Regions from separate parts of the Mus musculus genome. Here all the other regions are linked to region 2. The links are chromatin loops, found by intact Hi-C in ENCODE. Cell type or tissue: heart. All regions are shown on one strand.

Region 1 (5,000 bases), 91 kb after region 2:
CATACATTAGCAGCTAGCAGGGCTTTTTATGGCATCTTGTAAATTCTACTATCTTTCAGGTACACTTGAGAAAGATGTACATCCTACCACTGTTGGATGAAATAGATGAGCACAGTGTCTGGTGTGACTGAGTTGCTTACTGTGCTCTGCAGTCATCTTTTTCCCTGTTGCCCTAGTTGCTGTAAAGGGAGGCTTTAGTCCTGTGAGTTGTTATATTGAACTATCTATTTCTCCTTTCAGCTCCTATAGGTTTTCTTCAAGTATTTTAAAGCTATGATGTTAGGTGCATGAATGTTTATGTTTTTATTTCTTTATAGTGAATATTTTTCATAAATCACATTTATCATAGAGTATTTTTCATTATTAATTTTTGTCTTAGGGTGAACAGATTATTAGACAGATGTTCTAGTTGTTCTTCAGTTACTAAGCTTACAATACAGAGACAAAGTTTGGAGCTGTGATGAAAGGATGGACCATCTAGAGACTGCCATATCTGGGGATCCATCCCATAATCAGCTTCCAAACTCTGACACCATTGCACACACTAGCAAGATTTTGCTGAAAGGACCCAGATATAGCTGTCTCTTGTGAGACTATGCCGGGGCCTAGCAAACACAAAAGTGGATGCTCACAGTCAGCTATTGGATGGATCACATGGCCCTCAATGGAGGAGCTAGAGAAAGAACCCAAGGAGCTAAAGGGATCTGCAACCCTATAGGTGGAACAACATTATGAACTAACCAGTACCCCGGAGCTCTTGACTCTAGCTGCATATGTAACAAAAGATGGCCTAGTTGGCCATCACTGGAAAGAGAGGCCCATTGGACTTGCAAACTTTATATGCCCCAGTACAGGGGAACGCCAGGGCCAAAAAGTGGGAGTGGGTGGGTAGGGGAGTAGGGGAGGGGTATGGGGGACTTTTGGGATAGCATTGGAAATGTAAATGAGGAAAATACCTAATTAAAAAAAGAATACCCCCCCCAAAAAAACTGTTCCGGAAGCTTTACTTTCAAGCTTTATGTTATTATTGAACTTAAAATATGTCTTTCATGGTAGCATCTAGGTGACTGGTGTGACGCATACACATCTCTTCCTTCTTTAGAATCTTCTTTTGTGTCAAAACACTTTTAATTATATCATTTAATCCCTCTTGCATTTTATTTTGCTATATTTTATTGAATCAATTTTTAGAAGCTGAGAATTACAAATAAGATGTTGAATTAGTTTTAGTTTGGAAAAAAGAGAACACTTGAAAATTTGGTAGATGATGGTTGATAGTGGCACAAAATATGAATGAAGTTAAAGCCTTTGTAACAGTTGCCTTCTGCTGCTGTGATAAAAAACATTTTGACTAAAAGCAACTTAGAGGAAAGACAGGTTTATCTTGGCTCACAGCAGTGACTCTCAACCTTCCCAGTGCTGTGATCCTTTAATAGAGCTCCACATGTTGTGGTGACCCCAACCATAAAATTATTTTGTGGCTACTTCATGACTACAATTCTGCCACTGTTATGAATCAGAATGTAAATATATGATATGCAGTATATCTGATGTGTGACCTCCAAAGGGTTTCTGACCCACAGGTTGAGAACCATTGTCTTACAGGTTACAGTTCATCATCAAGGGAAGCTGGGGCAAGAACAGAAGAATAGGAAACCATGGAGGAACAGCACTTGCTGACTTGCTGGCTAGCTCACACTTTGCTCTATCATTCTTATATAGCTCAAGACATCTGCCCAGGGGATGATGCTACCCACAGTGAACTGGGCACATTGAGTTCAAATAACAATTACGATAATCCCCCACAGGCCAATCTTATCTATATAATTTCTCACTTGAGACTTTCCTTTCAGATGACTCTAGGCTGGATCAAATTGACAAGCAAAGCTAATTAGGCCTGCCACTGAACTTAGCTAACTTGAGTTATTATGACATGGCAACTATGTAAATCAGATTGAATCTTATTCTGTAAATTTCCTGTTGTTGATACTGTTTGCTGTTTGTTAGTGACTAAAATCTAGCTAACCTTTGGGTAGCTGGAGATTAGACAGATTTCCTTAAATGTCTTGAAGAAATAAGGCTTCCACTCTTGTCAAGCTATGTTAGGATATGTCTTCAGTGTCCCTGCTCCTGATAACTGTCCCTTGGGCCTCATTTAATGATTTCCTCTCAACAGTAGCCAAAGTTGAGAAGTTGGGTTCTTTTCAGGTCTCTCCTGGGTGTGTACCGAGCCCATACACAAAGCCTTCAGATTCCCAGAAATATGTCAGAGCTTTTCAAAGCCACTTATGGGCATCCCATTCTCCAAGTTTTCCTTTGAAATATTTTGGCTAGCCTTGCTTTTGCCCAACTATTGTTCAAGTAGCCAGGATGTTAAACAATTGAAATGATTTTTTTTTTCACAAATGCCTGGAGACAGGATTCTATTCATTGAGAAAGTCTTAAATTTGGTCAAATAAAAATAAACTCTTTAATGAAATTGTTTCATGGAGCTATCAGATAGGTGAGGTAGGAATGACAAGGTATTTGGGGCATCCAGAACCATCCTCATCTGTTATATCATAGAAGCTCCATGACATTTTCTGTATTTCCCACAGATCTGTGGCTTCTGGTTTCCGTAGTTAGTGAAGATTGGGAAGAGAAAATTAAAATGCTTTGAAAGATCTCTTTTTATTGAGTTCTAGGCATCTTAGATACCTGAAAAAGTCAATTTTGACATAGTTTTCCATGAGTAGAGGATTTTAGGATCTTGTTTTCTTCACAATTTTCCCAGGATAGGCATAAAATAATAATAGAATTGATCATTTATAATGAGATATTACCATCAGTAGACCAAGTTCTCCAATTGGCATGGTGGCACACACTGATAATTCCAGCATTCAGAAGGCCAAGATGGTTAGACTATAAGCTTCAGGTCAGCCAAGTCTATATGACCAGACCTTGACTCACGAATAAAAAAGAAACAATAACAACAAATTAAACTAAAATAATTATGAATAACATTTTAGTTTTCCGACACTGTAATTCAGTAGTAAGTAAAAGAAAAGAAAAAATATCACTAAGGATATTTGAGCAACATGAAGAACAGAATGATGGGTAGAATTTCATAGGATCCTGCATCTAATAGTAGCAGGAGACTTGTTCAAATACACATTGAATATTTGTAAGGGAAGACCATCTTTTGGGCTCAAGTACCAATATCTTTATAAGCATTTTTTTCTAGTGTTGAGACTTCTAAATTCTTTTTTCTTCATTTATTAGTTCTTCAAGATTTTTGTTCAATATATTTTCATCACATTCACCCTCTCCTCATATTTATCCCCCACTTTCCTACCCACCAAAATGTGCATACCGTTTCTTTAATTAATTAAATAATTAATTACATCTCAAATGCTGCTCCCTCCCACTCTCCCCTCACAGAGTTTCTCCCCCTATCTCCTCTCCCCTTTGCCTCTGAGAGAGCACCCCCTCCTTGGTATCCTAACACCCTGGTGCACCAAGTCTCTGCAGGATTAGGTGCATCCTCTCCCACTGAGGCCACTCATGGCAGCCCTCGGCTACATGTGTGCCTGGCGTCTCAGACCAGCCAATGAATACTCTTTGGTTGGTAGCTCAGTCTCTGGGAGCCCCAAGGGGTCCAGGTTAGTTGACGCTATTGATCTTTCAGTGGGGTCGCCATCTCCTTGTGGGTCTTCAATCCTAACTCTTCCTTAGGAGTCCCTGACCTCTGTCCAATGTTTGTCTGTGAGTAGCTGTATCTGTCTCAGTCAGCTGCTGGGTAAAGCCTCTTAGAAGGCTGCTATGCTAGGCTCCTGTCTGCAAGCATAACATAGCATCACTAATAGTGTAAGGGATTGGTGTCTGCCCATGGGATGAATCTCAAAGTAGGCTGGTCAGCCATTCCTTCTGCTCCATCTTTGTCCTTGCATTTCTTTTAGACAGGACCAATTTTGGGTCAACAGTTTTGTAGGTGGGTTGGTGTCCCTATCCCTTCACCGGTGGTCCTGTCTGGCTACTGGAGATGATCTCTTTAGGTTCCATATCCTCAACAGTTGGCATTTCAGCTAAGGTCACCTTCATTGACTCCTGGGGAGCCTCCCTCATCCATGGCCTCTGGGTCTTTGGGACTTCCTAGAGAATATCCCAACTCTCACCTCCAGCAGCTGCATATTTCCATTCATTCTCCTGGCCCTCTGGAACTCCGTCCTGTCTCTCCTTGGGCACATTAAATCTAATAGAAGAGCAAGTGGGAAACAGCCTTGAACACATTGGCACGGGTGAAAAATTTCTGAACACAACACTAATGGCTCAGGCTTTAAAGTCAAGAACTAATAAATAGGACCCCATGAAACTGAAAAGTTTCTGTAAGGCAAAGGACACTCAATAGGACAAAATTGCAGTCCACAAGTTGGGAAAAGATCTTCACTAACCCTTCATCTGACAAAGGTCTAATCTGCAAAATATATAAAGAACTCAAGAAGTTGGACTCCAAAAAACTAAATAACCCAATCAAAAATGTGGTACAGAACTAAACAAAGAATTCTTAACAGAGGAATCTTGAATGGCCAGAAAGTGCTTAAAGAAATGTTCAATATCGTTACTCATCAGGGAAATGCAAATCAAAATGACCCTGAGATTCCACCTTACACCAATCAGAATAGCTAAGATCAAAGACTCAAACAATGTTGCTGGTGAGGCTGTGGAGAAAGGAGAACACTCCTCCATAGCTGGTGAAATTGCAAACTTGTAAAACCACTCTAGAAATCAATCTGGTGGTTTCTCGGGAAATTGGATGTAGTGGAAATTGGATGTAGTTCTATCTGAATACCCAGTTATACCACTCCTGGGCATATACCCAAAAGATGCTCCACCATATCCAAGGACATGTGCTCCACTATGTTCATAGCAGCTTTATTCATAATAGTATTCTTCTTTTAACCCACCAAGTATAGTTTGTGTTGCTCATATATTCTTAGAAGTGTGGTCATCCACTGAAGCAC
Region 2 (5,000 bases):
GAAGGACCACACATCAGGAGACTTACCAGGAGCAGGGAAACTGGAAATATCATGAGCTAGAACTAGAGGCAACTAGATTTTTTAGAGCTAAAAATTACTATATCTAAAATGAAAAGTTTAATAGGTAGGCTTAATATAAGGTTGTGTGAGTTAGAATAGCTGTCAGTGACCTGGAAAAAGGACTATCCAAACTAAAACATAAAGAAGACTTCAGTAATGAAAGGCAGAGCCTCTTGGCTGAGAACTAAGCCAACATTGGCACAGTAAAGCCAGCAAGAGCTTGGACTGCCCCTGCCTGAAAGCAGACATTTGTCTCCTATGTCCTGATAAGTGGGCAGAATACTGAGAGGTGGAGAGGCAACGTATGTTACACGAGAAGTGACAGGAATGGAGAGTAAAGGTGCAAGCCTCAGATCATAGGAACTATTCAATTTCATGGGAAAAGTCAAATACTGATCAGTAGATTCTAGCCGCCTTAATGAACTGCTACAAGCCAAGTCAATGGGTGTGCTGATATGCTGTCTTCTTGGACAATTTTGATGTCATGTCCAAACTAATACATTTATACAGTGAAGAATTATGACGTTTAAATTCAGTAGCCTTCCTATATATAGATGATAGACAATAAGAAAGACATTAAGAAAGTTATACCATTCACATTAACCTACTATATGTCTGTCTGTCTGTCTGTCTGTCTGTCTGGGAATAAATAAAACCAAAGAAGTATTGTACCAAAAAAGTACAATAAAAAATGTAAGACACAAGACAAAGAAATTAAGATCTCCCATGCTCATGGATCGGTAGGGTTAATTTTGTAAAAATGGCTGTCCTAATAAAAGAAATCTACAGATTCAATGCAGTCCTTATGAAAATTTCAATGCATTTCTTCACAGAAACTGAAAACAAAAATCTTAAGTTTCATTTGGAAATACCAGAGACCCATTATAGCTGAAACAATCCACAACAACAACAGCAACAACAACAACAGCAACAACAAGAACAACTGTTGGGAGATGTCACCATCCCAGATCAAGCTGTACTACAGAGTCACAGTATTTTTATAAAGGCATAAACATAGGCTCATTGGTCAAGGAAATAGAATTGACTCATATATAAACTTTTGTAACCAGCTATAAGCTTTTCAATTTATCGTGATTTTTGAACCTTAGATAATGTATATGTAAAATAGGTATCATGTACTTTATGCCTGGAATTTAATGACTATCAGGTTGGAGCACACAGGACCCTCTATCCTGTTAGTTGTACTGAACTATGGCTTGAGGGTATAGAGCTGTTGTCTACCATCACAGAGAGCCTCTGACACCTGAAGATACACGCTCTAAACTCTCTGTTTATTCTGCAAAAAGATGGGGCTGGTCTGGCTTAGAAACAGCTAAAATGCCTAACAGTTCTGAGCTCCAGTATCCTTTGGAGTAAAACACAGGGCCATCTTCAGTATTATGAGTCTGTCCAGTTCAATGCCCTGCAGGTCCAAGTTCACAGACCTCATGTGGCAACATACTTATGCCATTTGGGGCCGACGTAGGGATATACATTGATTATATTTGAAAACCTAAGAAAACTGATATGCGGAGGTGGTAAGACATTATCTGTCAGGTTATACAACCTACCATCTGTTTACCCCATTCTTGCTCTCATGGCCCATGGCAGGCAAGCCTCTAACTACCTGGAATTCTAGTCCTAGCAATAAGCTGATCTCCCAATATGCTGTCCTTAAGCTTGTTAGATCCATAAAAATACAGGACAAAGCCCAAGTCAGTTTATGAGGATTTTGGAAAATCAAGTCATTCTGTACCCCATACGCTGATAGTCCCATAGTGCTCACCCACATGGCACTGCTCCTATAGAGCCTCTCCTGGCAGCCCCACCTTGGCTCTTAGTCTCATCCTCTGGGCCTATCAATGCTCAGATCCAGCTCTACACACCCCAGGATCACCCTGGAACACCACTGGGCCTTTATGCAAATGTGTGCTATTCAAAACATGGCATGGATGAGTTTGGCCCTGCCTTGAAGACTATGTTGTCCAGGAGAACATGAGGCACATGTTACACATCATGGCTGAGTTTGCCTGACCTCCCAAGGAGGACTTAGCATCAGGAAACCCCAGCTTGTTGGAGCCTGTGGGTCCCTTCATGCAACACCTTATCCATCCACGGCTATCATCAAAGTACTCACAGTCTTCATGTTCTCACCACTGCACATAGGCTTAGGGTTTGCTCACCCAGTCAGGAGAGGGAAGTGGATATAGCATCCCCACCCTTCCCAACTCCTGTCTCATGATGCACTGAGTAAGAAGCAGAAGAAGCAGAAGCAGAGACAAAGCCCCAGCCTCCAGGTCTCGGTTTCTTCCCAGAGTTCCTTGCTGCTCCTAGCTATGGCTTTCTCCCAGGGCCCAGGATCACTTCTGCAGAGGACAGCCCAGTTGCTTTGGTGCTCATTTGGCAAGTCTTCTGACAAAACTGGGGCCTGCTTTTTGGGCCTCCTGGCCAGGTCCTATTTTGAATCCTTGTTCCGGGTGAGGGAGTGGGTGCCTGCGCCTGTCCTGTTGACTGTGATGGCTCCGACTTGGGGCCTGCGTGGCTGTTGGCTTCCATTGTCCTCTCTCCAAGGGAGCCAATGATGCTATCACAGGCCCATTGTGTGCTGGGCGGGCTGCCAGGCGCCTGCTCCACACAGGGCTGTGCCACATCCCCACTTTCCTGGAATTCAAGGAGTAAGAGTCACACCAGCTCCTGATTCACTCCCCAGTTATTTCCAGCTTCGTTTTTTGGGCTCCCCCTATAGCAGTGTTTTCTCAGGAGCAAACTCTGGTGCAATGAAACTACAGAAAGTCCACATGCTGTACACGGGGTGTTTATCAAGAAAACAATTGTAGAAAAAGACTCTGCAACTTTGCCTAATAAAATTCCAGTGTGGGAAGGAGATGGGACTGACCACAACGAGGGTCAGGTTTCCTCAGAAATGCTGACTGACTGCATAAGGCCAAGGGTGATGCGTCCCTAGACACAGGCAATAGGTCATTACATGTCCTGTTGTTCACATAGCACTTTGCTAAGAACTGGAGAGACCTTTAAACTTCCCCTTAGGTAATGTATGAAGTACACCTTTAACTAGACTCATCTCTCTAGGAAAAAATATTTTAAAGCAACAGCCTAAATTTTGGTGGTGGACATTTTGGGGGTTGTAATTTTAGCTCCATTAAAATTGTAGGTTTAGTTAAGGGGAGTAGGGAGGCCCAGCCTGGTCAGTGGAGAGGGATTTGCATTGACTGACAGGTCCACCCTTCCAGATCACTCCTGGGTGGCTTCCCAGTGGACCCTAAGGCTAGCTTCCCCTCTTGAGAAGTGTCACATTTAAGAGAGGTTTTTTTCTTGCCTCTGTCCCCCAAGTTCTTAGTCCTCTCCTACGTCTTGGTAACTTAAACCCAAGGTGGATGATCAGGCCCTTGGAGCAGGCTCACCTCCTTGAGAGGGAGTGATGGGGATGAGGCAGACCTGTGGCCAAGCTAGGCTGGACCATCAACACCCTGCTTTGAAAACTGCGATGCCTGGAGATCCAAGGGTGGCTAGACAGATCATAGGAAGTCCAGAGATGTTGGAGTTGAACGATCCTTCCTCCCTTGGCTTGCCTATGGTGTTCAGCCCTTTGTAATGTTATTCTTCACAAACAGCTCAGGGGCATGTCACAGTGATCATGAGTGTGTCAGGGAGGTTTCACCACCTCAGCACATAAAAAATCCAAGGGCTTCCTGAATCAGAAAAGTGGGGAGCAAGGACATATGCATGGATATGAGGATACTTGCTTGAGCACCCCAGGGCCACCCCATCTTCAGCTATTCCTAATCCATACCTGTTCTACTTGCAGTCACTCCGTCTTCAGGCACACCCCTCTTGAAGCTATCCTCTACTTATAACCATCCCTCCACCTGCACCCATCCTCCCCTTTAGTGTTCCTCACTTGTACCCATTCCCCTACCTGCACCCATCCCCCTACCTGCACCTGTCCCTCATCCTCTACTTCCAATCATCATTACTTGCAGCCGGCTCTATCTGGGCCCACTTGGCTGGATGAACAATAGAGGGACTTCAGAAGAAGACACATTTCTTCTGCAAACTTCTATCCTGTGGCTTTAACAACTAGAAGAGCACAGGAACTTGTTTTAGAGGCATGTCCAGATGCTGATGTGTGACTCTCAGGCCCTGGGGCTCCACACTATCTGAATAACCACTTTCCTTATCCAAGGGGATGGAGAGCATGAACCTAGACCATTCATAGTCTCTAAGTGGTCCACTAGCTGACCCACCCCTAATGGTTTCCTTTAAAGCAGATTGGCCTTCTAACATTCAAGGGGGAAATAGTTACTTCTCTAAGCTTTCATTTTCAATAGTTCTGTAGTAAAAATCCCACTTTAATAAGCATAGGGCCAGTATAAAAATCCCCCAGTGAGCCATCCAAAAGAATACAGTCATGTTTCTTTCCAGTTTGAAGGTGAGGATGCTAGAAGGGAGTAGGGGTCTGGCAATGGGGGAGGGGGACTCCCCAGGTGCATATGAGTCTCTGTTTCCTCCTGCAGAAAAGGAGGATTCGATTCATATGACATGGGTGAGACTGAAGGACACTATATCCAGTGACCTAAGCTGGCCCCAAAGAACCTGTGACATACCTAGCATCCTCAAAATCAGAGCCAGAAGGGGGAGGCAACAGGAGCTGTAGGGTGGTGGTGTGGGAGTGACTGTTCCATGGGGACAGATGAAAAACACTTTAGACATTATTTAACATGTGAGTGAACTGAACTCTCAAATGTGGTAGGATGGTCTTATGTTATGTCTTTTCTTTAGCCATAATTTAAATAACAGAGGTGTGTGTGTGTGTGTGTGTGTGTGTGTGTGTGTGTGTGTGTGTCTGTGTAGGTGTTAAATTTGGCTTAGCCAGACCCTGCTTTACTGAGAGCTGTAGAAAATACCACAGTTCTCAATCT
Region 3 (5,000 bases), 52 kb before region 2:
AGCATGAGCAAGCTGTGTAACACTCTGTGCCTTCATCAAACTAAACTGTGGGAAAATTCAGCTCAGTCATTAAAGACATCACCAAAGGAATGCATTTGGGTTGATGAATGAGGCACTTTCTGCTTTCCAGGCAACAGGAGAAGAATAGAGATGACAACTAAGTTCCTATCACAGTCTCAGGAAAACATGCCCAGGCTCTGAATGAAGAAATAGCTCCTCTTAGGCCTTTAGTCTCTCCTGGTTTTAGCCCCCAAGTGCCTCTGTGATAGTCTGCAGGAGCACAAAACATTTTGCAGAGAATGGGGAGCTGGCACCAGGCTGCATCCCATTTGTGTTAGAGACTGGCTTTGGTTCCCAGCAATGGCACTCGCACACTGGGTGAAATGGCCAGCTCATGATGAGGCCCCATGTATTCCCACTTTCTCACCTCCATTTGTAAAAGTATATATCCAGCTCACTTTGTCCCTCCAGTCTAAAATTTATAAGCAATGAAGCATTCCCTTTGATCTGTCACTGAACAGAGGAATATCAGAAGTCACCTGCAGTGCACAGTGGACAATTGCCATCCAGACTCATGAGATGGAGCCTGTCTCTTTTTCTCCAGAACAATAGAATGTAGCCACCCATCATACAGCCTCCTGCTGGGGTAGAGCCTGCATCCCTTTCTCTTTAATAATAGAATGGATCCAATTTGCCTGAAACAGAATTGTCTGTTTCCAGCTTGCGGAAGCTGCTCCTGTCAAGGGGTTTGACCATCCTGTTGGAGAAGGGAGTCTGGTGAGTCAGGGGTCAAGCTAGCAACCAAAGGGGACTCTGGGCATTAGTGAAGCTGCCACCAAACCCAGTGGATCCCACAAAGCAATCTCTGTGCGCCAGCCACGTGTCCCAACAGCAGCCCCACTGCAGGCTTCAGGCTTCGGAGCAGCTGATGCTAATCATGCATGTTGGACTACTTACGGATTTCTCCAGTGCTGGGGGCTGGTGGAAACCCACATGCGAGCACATGTAGGGAGAAGGATGCTTGTCCTGTGTCCTTTCTAGTCCAATGAAGGGATAAACTAGCAAATAATTAAATGTGCATTTTTCTGTTTGCTTTAACAAATTTAAGAAAGCCAGATGTAGTGGTTTAACGCAATTAGCTTTCAGTTTGGTAGGTCAGAGGACCAAAACAGGCCTCAATGGGCTGAAGTCAGAGCATTGGAAGGGGGGTTGCTTCCTTAGGAAGTTTCAAGGGGACATGTTCTCATCCTCTCCAGCTCCTGAGAATCCCTGCATCCTTGATGCATGACCCTTCTTCTACTTCTGGGGGCCATCAGGTGTCTGACCTTCAGATCTCTTTCTGCCCTTCCCCAGCATCCTCTTTCACTCAGGGGGCCACTGCCAGCCTCACTGATGCAGCCCAGGATAACCACTTATAAAGTCTCTTGTGTTGTGTGAGGAAAGCATGTTTATCAGCCAAGAGTGTGTAGATTTTGGATGTGGTCTTCAGGGCCACGGAAGAACTACTGTGCTTGGATTCTTCATAAACTGGTTGTTCTTGTCTGACCTGCTCCCTCCTTTAAGATACTGCATCTGTCCCAAAGTGACCTTGACCCAGTGACAGGTTGAAATGTGGTATAAAAGCTCTGGCACAATGCCAGTCAACTCCAAAGAATCACTTCAGCCCAGAAGTCCCTGCAGAGCTGCATGTGAATTCTGTCTGCCTGCACCCTGGGCTTACTGGACATAGTAGGTTTGGGTGATTTTTGGTACACAGAGTTGACCCCTTCTGCCTTCACTCTACCACGTTCTGTTCTAAATTCAGTATAGTTCTCACCCTTCAGTCCTGGACAGCGGCCTTATGGATTACTCAGAGCTTCCTGGGTGCTGAGGAAGTGGGCCTGAGCACAGAGTGAGAGAAAGGCCAGGGGCAGAGTCTCTGAGGACATTTGTGCAGAGAAACCTGCTTGGTCTCTGCTGGTAATGGGCCAGAGATGCTCTGGCCTCCCATCTCCCATTTCCTGCCTCATCTGGTCCAGTACTGAGTGGTACAATGTCCTTGACCAGTTTCCTTTTGGAGCCCTGGCACTTTTCAGCAAGAGTAGTGGAGATAATGGCAGCCAACCCTGGTCACATTTGCTGCAAACAAGACCTGGCTTTATTATGTATTTTTATTTTTGCTTAGAGTTAATGTTTTGGTTTTTAGTTTTTACTAAACTCAAATCAGTTCCCCAGGATACGTTCCCCAGCCCCACCCAAACCTCAGATTCCTTCCTCTGGGCCTGATCTTTGTCCCAGTCCTTAGTGGAACAGGAGTTTGCCTTGCCAAAAGGTCTCCAGCTTTGGGCCAGGCAGCCTTGCAATGCTCCACCTTCCCCGAAGGACCCCCTAACTTCTCAAGGGGTTATCAGGATCTTTCCTAGACAATTGCCAGGGTCTTCAGAGAGAGAACCTTCTGAGAATTTTTTTTTTTTTTTGCCAAAGTCTTATAAAGCCCATGCTCATGCTGGAGTTGATGCATGTTCATTTTCTTACCTAGGTTGTTCTTATTGATTGACTTCTGCATTCGACTCTTCAGGCCATATGGAATACACACACACACACACACACACACACACACACACACACACACACACACTACACCATACACTTTGAAGTATCATTTTGGATGATTCTCTAGCCAGTGCTCTCCAACTCATTTGTTTTCCAATTCATTCATTTATGGTTTTTAACATTTCTCCTGCCGTCATGATGTTATATCCCCAGCAGCGAAGTACATGCACTTGGATTGCTTTTTCCTGGCCAAGCTGTCTGTGCAAAGAGCCATCAAAAACATGCTGGGCCCAGGAGGGGCTGGGACCTTGGCCAAGGAGCCCCTCATGGTAGGGCAAGCAGGTCCCAAGGAAAACCACTGGACTCAGCCAGCCAGATTTCAGTGAGATGACACATGTCATTCAGCAGTCCTGACGGAACATCTATGGGGAATCCCAGATCCTCTGCATGCGGGTAGGTGTATAACAGGATGCAGAAATAGGTTTCTTAGGACAAAAGGCAGCCTGTAGACAAGGAGGGGTGGCAGTGGGGGCTCCAAAGAAAACTCCAGTCATGAAGACCAAATACCTTCCCATTATGGTGGTTACTATGGGGGTTGGGGACAGAACAGAACAAAAATGACATGTGACCAGGAGGATATGATGAAGCCAGAGTCCTTATGTCTTGCTGATGGAAATGAAGCAACCATCATAGGTGGACAGTATGGCAGTTCCACAAAAATGAAGCACAGAGTCACCACACTATCTAGCACTTCCACTGGATTTGTCCCAAGTAGTTAGAAGTGAACATGTTAGGAGAACTTGATACCCATATTCATAGTAGCATTGCTAACAACAGCCATAGAGTAAGACCAACCCAAGAGTCTATAACCCGTGAAGAGTTAAGCCAAAAGGTGGTTCATAAATGCTTGTTCTTAAAAACAAAGGAATCCTGATACACAGTTCAACAAGGCATTATGCTGTTGGGAATAAATCAGTCCCAGAAGGTCTGTCAGCCCATTGCTCTGCTGCAGCTAGAATAGTCAAATTTATTGAGACTAGGGTGGAACAGTAGAGTCCAGAGACTAGGCCAGGAGCAAAATTGGTTATGTTGCCAGCACAACATCATGCATGTATTTAAATAAATGGTACACTTTAAACGGATACAAACAAAAGAATGCATTAAGAGAGAGAAGAGGTCAAGTAAAACTATGTCTCCAACAGACCCAAAGACTCATCCCCTGGAAAGGAAGAGACCATTGCAAAATCAAGCCATCTGGATGGAAGGCATATTGCAGCACAACAAGGCCAACCGGGTGCTAATGCACACAGGAAGCCGTGCTAGGCATCCTTAAAACTCTTGGGGTACATGTTCCCATTGAGTGGCCTTCTGTGAGGGAAGCATCAAAGAACAGGAAGAAGTGCGATGAAATCTAGCCCAGCAAATCAAAACTACTCTGAAGTCACCCCCAACATCCCAAAGGCCAGAGAAAAAAGCAGAGGCATCCACTAAAGAAATCCACACCAAGTAGCCAGCAGCCAAGTAGCAAGACCTCTACTGAAGGAAGTGCATGAGACAGAGGGAGTTAACTAGATGTTCTTCAGTTGAGGGATGGATAGTAAAAATGTGTTACGTATATATGGTGGAATTCTATTAGGCTGTAAAACAATGAGAATCATGAAATTTGCAGGTAAATGGGTGTCACTGGAAAATATTGTATCAGAGAAGGTAACCCAGTGCCAAAAGAACAAACAATGCCGCATGCTCTCTAGTTTTTTGTTTGTTTCTTTGTTGTTTGTTGTTTTTGTTTTTTGTTTGTTTGTTTATTTGATCCTAGCTCCAAAGAAGATAACTTGAAAAAACATACATGGTCCAGGGAAGTAGAAAGGAGCTGTCCTGGAAGGTGGGAGAAGGCACTCTATAGAGAAGGACAGGACACAGGTGCTGTGGAGGAAGGAGGGGACAGGTTGGGGTAATAGGGAGGGAGAGGAGAGTGGGGGGGGGATAACACTAAGGATGTTTGAAAACCCATAGCGAGACACACGCGCGTGCGCACACACACACACACACACCCCTCCTTGAACAGTTGTTTAGGGAGGGTTCTAGAGACTCCGCAGATAAACCAGGCTATTGCCAATGGCCCTGGTGGCTTCCCAGAAATGAAAGGTGAGACCTTATTGCTGAAGATGCCACACGCTTTGCACACAGGATCTGGAGGAATGAAGCTGGAACCGACCTAGAAGTCTCCTCTCTGAGGACTAGCTCTCATGGAATCCAAAGATGCTACACAAGTCAACAAGCAATCAAAGCATCTTTACAGTTCTACCCAGCAAAAGCCTATGAGCAACAACAGTGACCAGGCCCATGAGAAAGTCACAAAGGTGCAACAGTGACACTCTAATCTTGGGGTAATCAACAGCTATTTGATTGGACTTAAGCTCCACTCAACAGGGAGCAATTCATGGCTAACACGATAAACCTAGCCAACC
Region 4 (5,000 bases), 140 kb before region 2:
CTTGTACTCTACCTTTCCCGTGAACGTCAGCTCGGCCATGGGCTGCAGCCAATCAGGGAGTGATGCGTCCTAGGAAATATAACTCTCCTAAAGAGGGAAGGGGTTTCGGTTTCATTATTGAAGGGGCTTTCGTTTTTGGGGCTGGGCGCTGGGCGCTTGCCCTCCTGGCTCCCAAAGATGTAAGCAATAAAGTTTTGCCGCAGAAGATTTTGGTTTGTTGCGTCTTTCCTGGCCGGGGAAAGTTTTTCTGTATCCTGCAACTGTGACAGATAGTTTTGCTGAGTTAAGCGGTTTAGGTTTCAATCTCTGGTTCTTTCTTAAACTTGGGGTGCATTGCTGCGGGCTCTTCCAGACTTAAAAGATCCCACTGAGAAATAGTTGTTCTGATGAATTTTCCTTTATGTGTGGAATTTTGTTTTCTCTTTTTTTGCTTTCTGTGTCCCCTCTTTGTTCTGTATATTTAATGTTTTCACTATAATATGCCATGGGGAGTTTCTTTTCTGGACATGCCTAGTTGGTCTACTGTCTGTCTTGTATTTGTATGGATATTTTACCTTAATTTAGGGGAATTTTCTTCTAGGACCACATTGAAGATCTGGTCTGTGTCATTGATCTAGGATTCTTCTCCTTTAGCTATGCCTTTAATTCAAAGATTTGATCATGCGATGATGTCCCACACTTCTTGCATGTCTCTTTCAGTAACTTTTTCCATATTCTTTGCTTGAGTGGTCCTATCCCTCTACTTTGTCTGCCGTATTGGAGCCCCTTGAGTTTTCTAATTGGGTAATTGAGGTTCTTTTTTAGTTCCATCTTCATTTCATCTCACGTGCTCTTCACTAGTTCTCTTTACTGAGTACAGTTTTCACATCTTGAGTCATCTTCCTCATTTATGTCAGCTGTATATTTGTGTTTTCTTGGCCACCGCTCAGGCGTTAATTTTTATCCCCTTTAAGTCCATTGAGCTAGTTTTCATGTCTTCTTTGAACTCATTGACTTCACTGACCTGCATGAGGCTAGTTCCATCTGCCTATATAGTCACCTATGATTTTTATGGAGCAGGTCATGGGCTGTCAATCTCTAGGGGGCATCAGAAAAACTACAGAAATGGAATAAAAATCTCTCATCAGGACCTTGGCCTAGGACTCCGTGGCCTTTCTGATCTTCTAGATGACATGGGTATGTATCAAAGCATGACCAGGTGTTGGTTGCTAATATGTCTATGGAGCAGGCTGGTCACTTGCACACATAGAACTGCAAGCAGACTCTTGGAACAGCCCAGATTCAGCTGCTGCATCTCTTTGGGGCCTGATTCAGAGTGTCAACTCAAGCTGTCTGTATAGATTTCAAATCCTATCTTCTGCCATTTTACTTCCACTGGTCTGGGGAGAGCGCTGGCCTCAATACTGTTGTAGCTCTCTGGGTCTTCATGACATGTGGGCAGGGGCTGGGCTCAGGAGAATGCCTAACTCCCACAGATACTATGATTTTTATGTTGATTTGTTCTTGATTTTTGTTTGTTAGTTTGTGTGTGTGTGTGTGTGTGTGTGTGTGTGTGTGTGTGTGTGTATGTAGTGCTAGGGAGTTGAACCTCAGGCTTCCTGAATGCTAAGGAAGTGCTCTGGTCTAGGTGCCACCTTTATTCAGCTTTGCTGCTTGGGACAACTTCATTCTTGACCTTACACTTTTGGAAACTGAACCAAAAGTACTGAGAAGGGTGACACCCCCCACCCCCAGCACCTGTAGTTATTCTGAGGAAGCTTTCATTATGGTAGAGAGAAGGTATTTCCTACAAGTCAGGTTTTGTTTTCACATGTATGCAGCATGCACAGATATCTTAGCACCCAGACAGACAGGCAGAGGAGGCCAACTTCAATGAATGGACACACGTCCACAGGATCCAAGAACAGGCTGCCTTCAGCGAGGCTGTGAGCAGTAATGTTGTTTCAACATGACTTGTTTTGAGTTTATAGCCCTCTTACCCAGGGTGGCAGGTCTGAGTGTCTGAGGGTAAGCCCCTTGGGTTTAAAGTATGTTAGTGGCCCTTGGCACTTGTGGAGAACCGTTGTTCTCGTGAGCAGCGTTCAGTTTCCACCTGTTATTGTGCATTCATTCTCAGGGGCCGAGGCTAGGGGAAAATCCAAGAGCAAAGGAAGCGATCTTTTCTATGTGAGGCAGACGTGCTCCAAAACCACATAGGGCGGTGCCTTGGCCAGTACGGCATGGGGCCTGCCAATGGCATAGTGGACCCTGGAGGCTCGTTGACCTGCTGACTTCCCCGAGGCCACACCCTTCCGACTCAAGTAGACTTCCTTTGTGTTCTGGCCTTAGAGTTCAGAGCTGAGCTGAGGTTGACTAAGAGCCAGAGAAGGGAATCCATGGTCACTCTAAGAGGCCTGTGTCCCAGGGCAGTGTAAATGCCAGGGTCCATGTTATCCAAAATTGGTGTTCTGCTCCTGTGGCTCTATCTTTTCCCTCCTGGGCCCTGTGGGATCATCATGGTTTCCATCAGCGAGAGGCCAGGAGGAGGCAAGAATGGGGTATGACCCTATTTAGACTCACTGAAGGTTGTGGTATAGCTAGCTGCTCAGCGCTATGTGGGTGCAGCGATTGGGGAACTCTCCGTGCCTGTGCCATGCCAGCTTTGTACCGAGACTTGTTCTCACAGGTCATTTCCTTGGGACAGTGGTTAGAGTCCAGGAATGGTAGCAAAGGCTATCTCTGCTCTCGGCTCTCTTCTAACGCTCAGAGCCACTGAGATGGAGAGGCACCTCCTCTTTATCTCTGTCCTTACTCATGTGGGGTGCTAAGGTGTAGAAAGAGTCTTACCAGGGCACTGGGCTGTTATTTATTTCGTGTCTCAGGATACTACCAGAATTTTTAAAAAATTGGTGATACTGGGCTGGCAAGATGGCTTAGTGGGCAAAGGTGCTTGATAGCAACCAAGTCTAATGACCTGGGCTTGATGCCTAGAGCCCATGTGGTAGAAAGAGGGAGGACTGACTCAAGTTGTCCTCTGACTAATGCTCCAGCACTCATGTACCAACACACAAATATATAGAATGGTGAGAGATTAGTGGTACCATACTTTCTTTGTTACAGCAGCCAATATCATAATGACATCACTGAGGATACTCCTCACAATCCTCCAATAAGGAACACTCTTCTCTTAGGGTGTAGAATTTACATTTATTTCCATACAGATTACATTTCTTTAAAATCCATATATGAAATTACTGGAGAATATCACATGAGGACCAATAAGAGGCTTCATGCTGGTAAACAAGTTAAAATGCAATTGGAATTTTATTAAGTTATATTTGATATAAATATAAGGCTAATTTCATAATTATCACTCCTTTATCTTTTAAAGACAAATATTGCCCAAATATTCATGTTCTCCACCAGATAAAGAACACAAAGGCAGGGCATTTAATTTTGAGGTCCTTTTTCAATTGTCTCATATAGTGAGCTTACAATGATGACTTAAGCATCCCTCTTTTCCTCTTCAATATAAACACCAGCAATGTTACATCTGAAAAGTTCTTGCCCATGGATACCATTGTTTCCTTAATAGCCAGCTTGCCCCTGGGCTCCTGCTTTTCAACTTAAGTGGGAAGGGCTTTAAAACTATCTTCCAGAGAATGGTTATTTCTTCTATTTGGAGACCTGTCAAAGAGTTAAACCTTAGAGCCAGGGTGAGGCTGCAGGAGAGCAGGCCTGGGCTGGAGTGCTGACTGGTGGTGTTTGTGAGGGACTGACCTCCCTGGGCCACAGATGCTTCATCTGGGGGGAGGAACTAGCATTAAGTCACCCAGACTGGGAATCTGCTTGGTGCCTCCTGGGTCCCTGGAACTTGGCAATGAAGGTGCTGAGGGGGAGCCGAGGGTGTCAACAAGAAGCAAGTGAGTCACCATAGGTTGGGACAGGCACCCAGAGGAAACAGAACAGTGACAGAGGATAGGATGTACTGTAGACACCGTTGTCAAAAGACCTCATCGAGGGGGTGACAATGGAGCTGATTGTAACTTAATCCTGATTGTGACATCCTGGAGATGATGAGCGTAAACATAGGCTGGTCACAGAGGAGGAGGTATACAAAAAGAACTAACAGCGTTGGGGTCAGGGACAAAGCCATGGTTAGGATCTAGGGGCTGGGCTCTTATATATCCTAAGAGTCTGTCATGCACAGCTGATTCTAAAGTTTTTAAGGGGCCCACTCTATTATTATACAGACGACTCCACCAGCATGAAGTGTTCTGCACACCTGGTTTCTGAGACAGTGGAAACAAATTTCAAGTCATGAATTCCATTGTGGACCAAATTTTCTGGATTGGCCTATTACATTGGTTTCAAATTAGATGGCTATCAAACCATTTTGGCTCTCTGTTGAGTTGATTCAGCCAAGAAATTAGCTCACCTCCTGACTTGAAAGATGAGAAGCAAGTAGTGGTTGCAGGCCAGAGGCTTGCAGAAATCTTCCAAGGCCAGGTGGCTTTGGTAGCAGCGTTGAGACTTAGCTGTTAAAGGCCTGCTCTCCAGGCAGTGGTACCCCTGAGAGGTGACTGGATTCAAGGAGGATGCTATCTGCATCAATGGGCAAATCTGGTGATGAGCTCATAGTGGAACTGGCTCTTAGGAAGTGCAGCCAAGTTGAGGAAGTAGGTCACTGGAGATGGGACCTTTGAAAGGTTTTGTCTTTATCCCCAGATACTTCTTTGTTTTTGTTCTCTGCTCCCTGGATGCCTCCGGTGAGTAGCTTTCTTCCGTGTGTGTCTGCCACGATGTTCTATGTCACCATAGGACTAATAACAATGGACTCATGGGCTGCTGAGGCTGAGACCAGAAACCCAAATAAACCTTTCAGACCTTAAGATGATTTTTTTCCTGATATTTTTTCACAACAATGAAAGATAGACCACTGGAATGTACTCTGCACCCTAGGCGTCCTCCATCTTTGTCCTGAAGAGAATACTAGAGTGGACCCATTACATTGGGCTTCC
Region 5 (5,000 bases), 110 kb before region 2:
GGTGCCATCTCTGGGCTGGTACTCTTGGTTCTATAAGAGAGCAGGCTGAGCAAGCCAGGGGAAGCAAGCCAGTAAAGAACATCCCTCCATGGCCTCTGCATCAGCTCCTGCTTCCTAACCTGTTTGAATTCCAGTCCTGACTTTCTTTGGTGTTGAACAGCAGTATGGAATTGTAAGCTGAATAAACCCTTTCCTCCCCAACTTGCTTCTTGGTCATGATGTTTGTGCAGGAATAGAAACCCTGACTAATACACAAACCAAACCAAGCAAGCAAGCAAGCAAACAAACAAAAAACCCCAAATTCAATGAGGAGCAAAGCAGATGACATTTGACTCCAACTTTGCCTTTGAAACAGAAAGCTGACATTAACCAATCAGTCTCTGCAGAATCAAGATGAAGCAAAGAACTGTAGGTCATATGAGGCCACCAGGCTAAAGGAGAGATGTTTAGGCCAGTTAAAGGGAAGGTACTCAGGCCAGGTTAAAGGGGAGGTGTCCAGGCAAATCTGGGGGTATGTTACTCTACAAAAGCTGCTGTTGAAAATGAAAATGAGTCTTACTCCAGCACCTGCACGGGTGTCTTTTGGCTACATTGCAGCAGGCAGTAGACGTTTGTATACGTACTCTCAAAACTATATACCCTACATGAGTGCCTGGAAAAACTAGCCTTACTTGAGTTAGATAAGCCAATTGAGTGAGGCATCAAAACACCAAACTCAAGAGTGGCGGATTCATGGTCTAATGAAAAACAAACAACTCCTTCCCCCAAAACGAAACAAAAAGTCATGAAACAAAATTAATTCTCAATATTATATTAAAACATAATAAAATGCCTAAATTTTTGAAACTGATCTCATGCTTTAAAATCATTAAATTAATAATAATAACTGTACTTCAAATACCACCACCAGCAAAAACTGAGGATTAAGTGGCCAGAGAACAAGGCAGCACAGAATATTCTTTATAATTTAGAGAAAACGGTCAATTGACATCACTTTATTTTGATAATAAGAATTAGATGAAATGGATTTGAATGCATATCCATTAAGCATCATTAATAAAAGAATAAAAAAAGTAGATATAATTTTCAAAATCACAAAGGAAAAGTCAGAATGAAAAAAAAACCTGGCATATGAAAAGGTCTATTAGAAAGGAAAATAAAATAGCAGAAATAAAACCAAGTATATGAATCCTGTTACGAAAATGATTATGATGAATTTTCATCTTGAATCAGAGAATTTATATTAGGTTAAAAAAATCTAATAATTGCATTAGTGTGCCTAGTCAATCCAAAAATACTAAGATAAGGCAATAGGAAAAGATACAGTGGGTGAATTCAAATACTAGGAGAGCAACAGCCGGGCCCTGAACAGGGGACAGAATGGGACTCATGGTTGACTTAGTCAATATAGTAACCATGTTAATTTATTTAGCTAACAAAAGGATCACCAATGGCACTGTAACTTTGCATTCTTCACTGGTGAGTATAAAGAATTGAGTGTAGTTAATCAGAGTTTAGAAAACATGAGAAAGGACTGATACTATAGTGAGGGTGACAGATCAGGTGGACAGAAATAGTAGGTTCAAACAGCATCAGCCACTTGTATAGCCCGGATGGGGAATACACAGCTTCTCTACATCCTCATGGAGCCACATCCTCACGGAGCCACATCCTCACGGAGCCATGTCCTCAGGACATGAATTCCCCCGAGTAACTACACTCCCACCAGTGCCCAGCTTTGGCTCACAAAGACCAGCCAGTGCTTTTGCAAGGTCCTTGGGTGAGGGCTATTGTCATAGGATATTAATGGAGTCTGTGATGAGCATGTCACACGATATGAGGCTGTCAGCATGCACTCAAAAGAGAAGCAGAGAAGCCGGGGACTAGTCACGAGTGCAACTCAACCCCTATACACCCGTTCTTCCGTAGCCATGGGGTTCCCCAGCACTGATGCAATCAAATGGAGTTAGTGTCGCCAATAAGTAGCGTCTCCAGTTTGAGCAGAGCATTGGTTTCCATAGATTCTCACTCCCTCTTGGGTTCCAGGCATGTGGATGTGTTTCTGAATGCTGCTGCCATGGTGTGTGTGTGTGTGTGTGTGTGTGTGTGTGTGTGTGTGTGTGTGCCACTCTCAAAGGCCCCTGTTTAGACGAAGGGATCTTCATTGTAAGTCCTAAACAGTCTTGCAAACACACCCTTGTCATCTAGGCAGGTGCTGGTACTCAGCAGTGAGACCTTTGCAAAGTGATGTCTCACAGCCACAAAGGAGCTAGCTCAAGGGAACGTAAACACCCAACATGCAGTGTGTTGTCAATTAGATTTAGCTTTTTCTAGAGTGCTTTTTTTTTTAATGCAACGTATGGGGTGCACACCTATGAAATAAAAATCGACTTGGCTTAGCAGCAAGCTTAGAATATGATTTCAGGAGTGAGGTGCACTCAAAATGTGACCTGCACGATGTGGTCCCCAGCCCCTTTTTGATACGTGGAAAATGTAAAGATAGACTGCTTTGTAAGCTGCCCATGTAGCATCTTGACAATTACTGGGACTGTGTCTTAAGGGAGCTGGCCTGTCCTCATCTACTTAGTTGAGTCTGACCAGGAAGACTGAGGACCAAAGGTACCTGCAGTTGTTCGAGCCCCACTTGTCACCTGCTATTGAGAGTGACCTTCACCTCTGCCCTGCCTCTCCCCTGGAGAGGCTTGTCTGGATTGACATATGCACACAATCTCATTGTTAGCTCTGTTTGATTTAAATTCATATTGGCTATTTGCAACCATATGATTTCATTCCACACAGCAGTGAAACTTTTTTCTCCAAATATGGACTCCCTGAGTGGTAATGAATAGAGTGGCCTGGGCAGAGGAAACGCAGCCTCCTCCCCGGGTTATTCCAGGGGAAGCCTGGAAGGAAGCAAGCCTTGCTATTTCAGGAAAGCTGATGGGTGCTGCAGCCCAGGCTGCACTGCAGGGCTGGGGCTGGGCGGCAGCTGTGCTCCATCTCAGCTTCAATAGACGGGAGCTGCCAGGTTTACATTGTTTAAACACTTAACTAAATTAGCCATGAAAAGAAGGATGGGAGGAGCCCGGGTTTGTGAGGGAATTCAAGCCTTTCTCTGGCTTCACACATTTAACCACACATACACAGCATGGGATTGCTGGTGGCCAGAATATCTAATTAATATGAGCTCTGGGTTCACAGAGAGATGCTGCCTGAAAGAATAAGGCAGAAAGTAATAGAGTGGGACATCCAATGCCCTGGCCTGGCCCCTGTGTGTGCCTATAGGTATGTGCCTATAGGCGAGCATGCATGCACACACTCACATACACACCACCCATACCACACACACACACTCACACACACACACACTCACATCATGCCCCCAACCCCCAAACACACCCTTACACCCTCTCACCCCCCCACACACACAAGAGAGAGAGAGAGAGAGAGAGAGAGAGAGAGAGACAGATTTTTTTTCAAAAAATTTCCAGATGAAATCTGTAAGACATGGTGTGCACCTTATAGCAAGCTGAAAAGAAAAAACCCAATAATAATAACAAAGATGGCTGCTTCTGGAAGCTGTACCTTCTGGTGACAGGCCAAGGCTCTAGGGATCTGGGCTCACAGGCTGAGCCGAGTGCTGGTGCCACACTTCAGCTCATCAGTGAGGGCTAGCCTGGGCAGCTCACCAATGAGGGCTAGCCTGGGCAGTGAGTTGGAAGCCTAAGGATGAGAAAGCAGGGACTCCAACACGGTGGATAAAAACACTCAAATGAAGGTCGAAGCTGGTGGGTTGAGTGCTCTGAAACACTGAAGGCTCTGACCTGCTTACTGGATTTTTGGTTTACCTACAGCTATCCAGAAGACAATTGATGTAAGAAGGCCAAGTGCGGGCTTTCTCAGTTAAGATTGTGTCTAGTGGATGTCCATGGAGCTCTGTTGTTGAACTTACAGTCTATCATATGTTAATCAAAAGGTTGACTGGAACCACTGGCATATTTATCTGTCATCGATTGACTTCAACCAGGAAGCATGGGGGCAAAAGGTCCTACAGTGGCTGCAGGGCCACTTAAAATATGAAGCTATATGTGAAATGACAGAGTCAGGAGTGGACATAAACTTCAACATGGTAAACTGAGTAAAGGGGAAAAGGCGCTGCTTCCAAGAGTATGGAATGTATGTGTGGAAGAGTCTAAAGTTCAAGTCCACACATACATTCCATGAGAAAAGTATGTATGGGAGACCCGTGTCCAGTAGAGGCAGCATGCAAGAACATGGTGTGGCTGAAGCAAAGTGACTGATGGTCAGGAAGGGCCAGGGCGGGCTCCCTGGAGCAGCGCCAGCAGAAGTTGATCCGGCTCCCTCCAGTCCAGGGTAGTAAGCCCTGTGCCACTGCTAGACCAGCCCTGGGCCATTCATTGCTAGACCCTCCCTGGGCCGTTGTGAGACATGCCCTGGGCCATTGGGAAACATGTCCTGGCCCATGGATGAGGCGTTTCTGGTACCGTGAGTGGCAAATAGATAAGTCCCTCCCACAGAACTCAGGGAAGGGCCTGATCTGTTCAGTCCTCTTTCAGAAACACAAAAACCGCTTCCTCTGAATCACGACACGATCCTAGGTGGGAAACTTTCAACCTTCAGCCTGGGAGTCTTTCTAGGGACTGAATCTTGCTGAGGTGATGAGGGCATTTTCCGGCTCCAGTCTGTCGGCTCCCGTCTTCTGTGCTGAGGCCGGCCTCTTGGGACCTGACACCTGGACAGGTGTGCAGGATCCATGGTCCACGCCCAGAGCATCAGCCTTGCGGATGTGTGCTCTCAGCTCCAGATTTGGAGGCCCCACGGCACTTGTTTTGGGGGTGGCAATGGAATCGTGTTAGCACTTCTAGGGCTTAGGCTGGGGAGACTTGCAGAGCTGTGTAGTCTCTGCTTGTTTCTCAGTGAGAAGCTAGGCTAAACCCCGTACTAGATGTAGATAGTGGAAACCCAGTGTGAAACGGATT

Evidence for each region. Peaks named below come from ENCODE experiments on the same cell type or tissue, not always from the same donor. Only the 100,000 strongest peaks of a DNase experiment are listed, where the experiment ranks them.
Region 1: it touches region 2 in a loop (2.3-fold over the local background); 3 of 42 quality-filtered maps call a loop at or near these places.
Region 3: a loop joins it to region 2, with 3 times the contacts of the local background. A loop is called at or near these places in 2 of 42 quality-filtered maps.
Region 4: it touches region 2 in a loop (2.4-fold over the local background); 2 of 42 quality-filtered maps call a loop at or near these places.
Region 5: a loop joins it to region 2, with 6 times the contacts of the local background. A loop is called at or near these places in 4 of 42 quality-filtered maps.

What each region holds. Positions count from the first base shown.
Region 1 is chr6:117,344,786-117,349,785 of GRCm38, reverse strand. No RefSeq gene overlaps it. Among named protein-coding and RNA genes, the nearest start is that of 6820426E19Rik, 150 kb to the left of the region's middle. In heart, no CTCF peak of the experiment used is centred here; a DNase peak (open chromatin) is centred at 2,195.
Region 2 is chr6:117,435,621-117,440,620 of GRCm38, reverse strand. No RefSeq gene overlaps it. Among named protein-coding and RNA genes, the nearest start is that of 6820426E19Rik, 57 kb to the left of the region's middle. In heart, a CTCF peak has its summit at 2,786; a DNase peak (open chromatin) is centred at 2,630.
Region 3 is chr6:117,487,202-117,492,201 of GRCm38, reverse strand. No RefSeq gene overlaps it. Among named protein-coding and RNA genes, the nearest start is that of 6820426E19Rik, 5.5 kb to the left of the region's middle. In heart, no CTCF peak of the experiment used is centred here; DNase peaks (open chromatin) are centred at 1,951 and 2,241; H3K27me3 peaks cover 656 bases.
Region 4 is chr6:117,580,552-117,585,551 of GRCm38, reverse strand. No RefSeq gene overlaps it. Among named protein-coding and RNA genes, the nearest start is that of Gm9946, 23 kb to the right of the region's middle. In heart, no CTCF peak of the experiment used is centred here; a DNase peak (open chromatin) is centred at 2,251.
Region 5 is chr6:117,550,492-117,555,491 of GRCm38, reverse strand. No RefSeq gene overlaps it. Among named protein-coding and RNA genes, the nearest start is that of Gm9946, 6.7 kb to the left of the region's middle. In heart, a CTCF peak has its summit at 2,974; a DNase peak (open chromatin) is centred at 2,941; H3K27ac peaks cover 1,122 bases.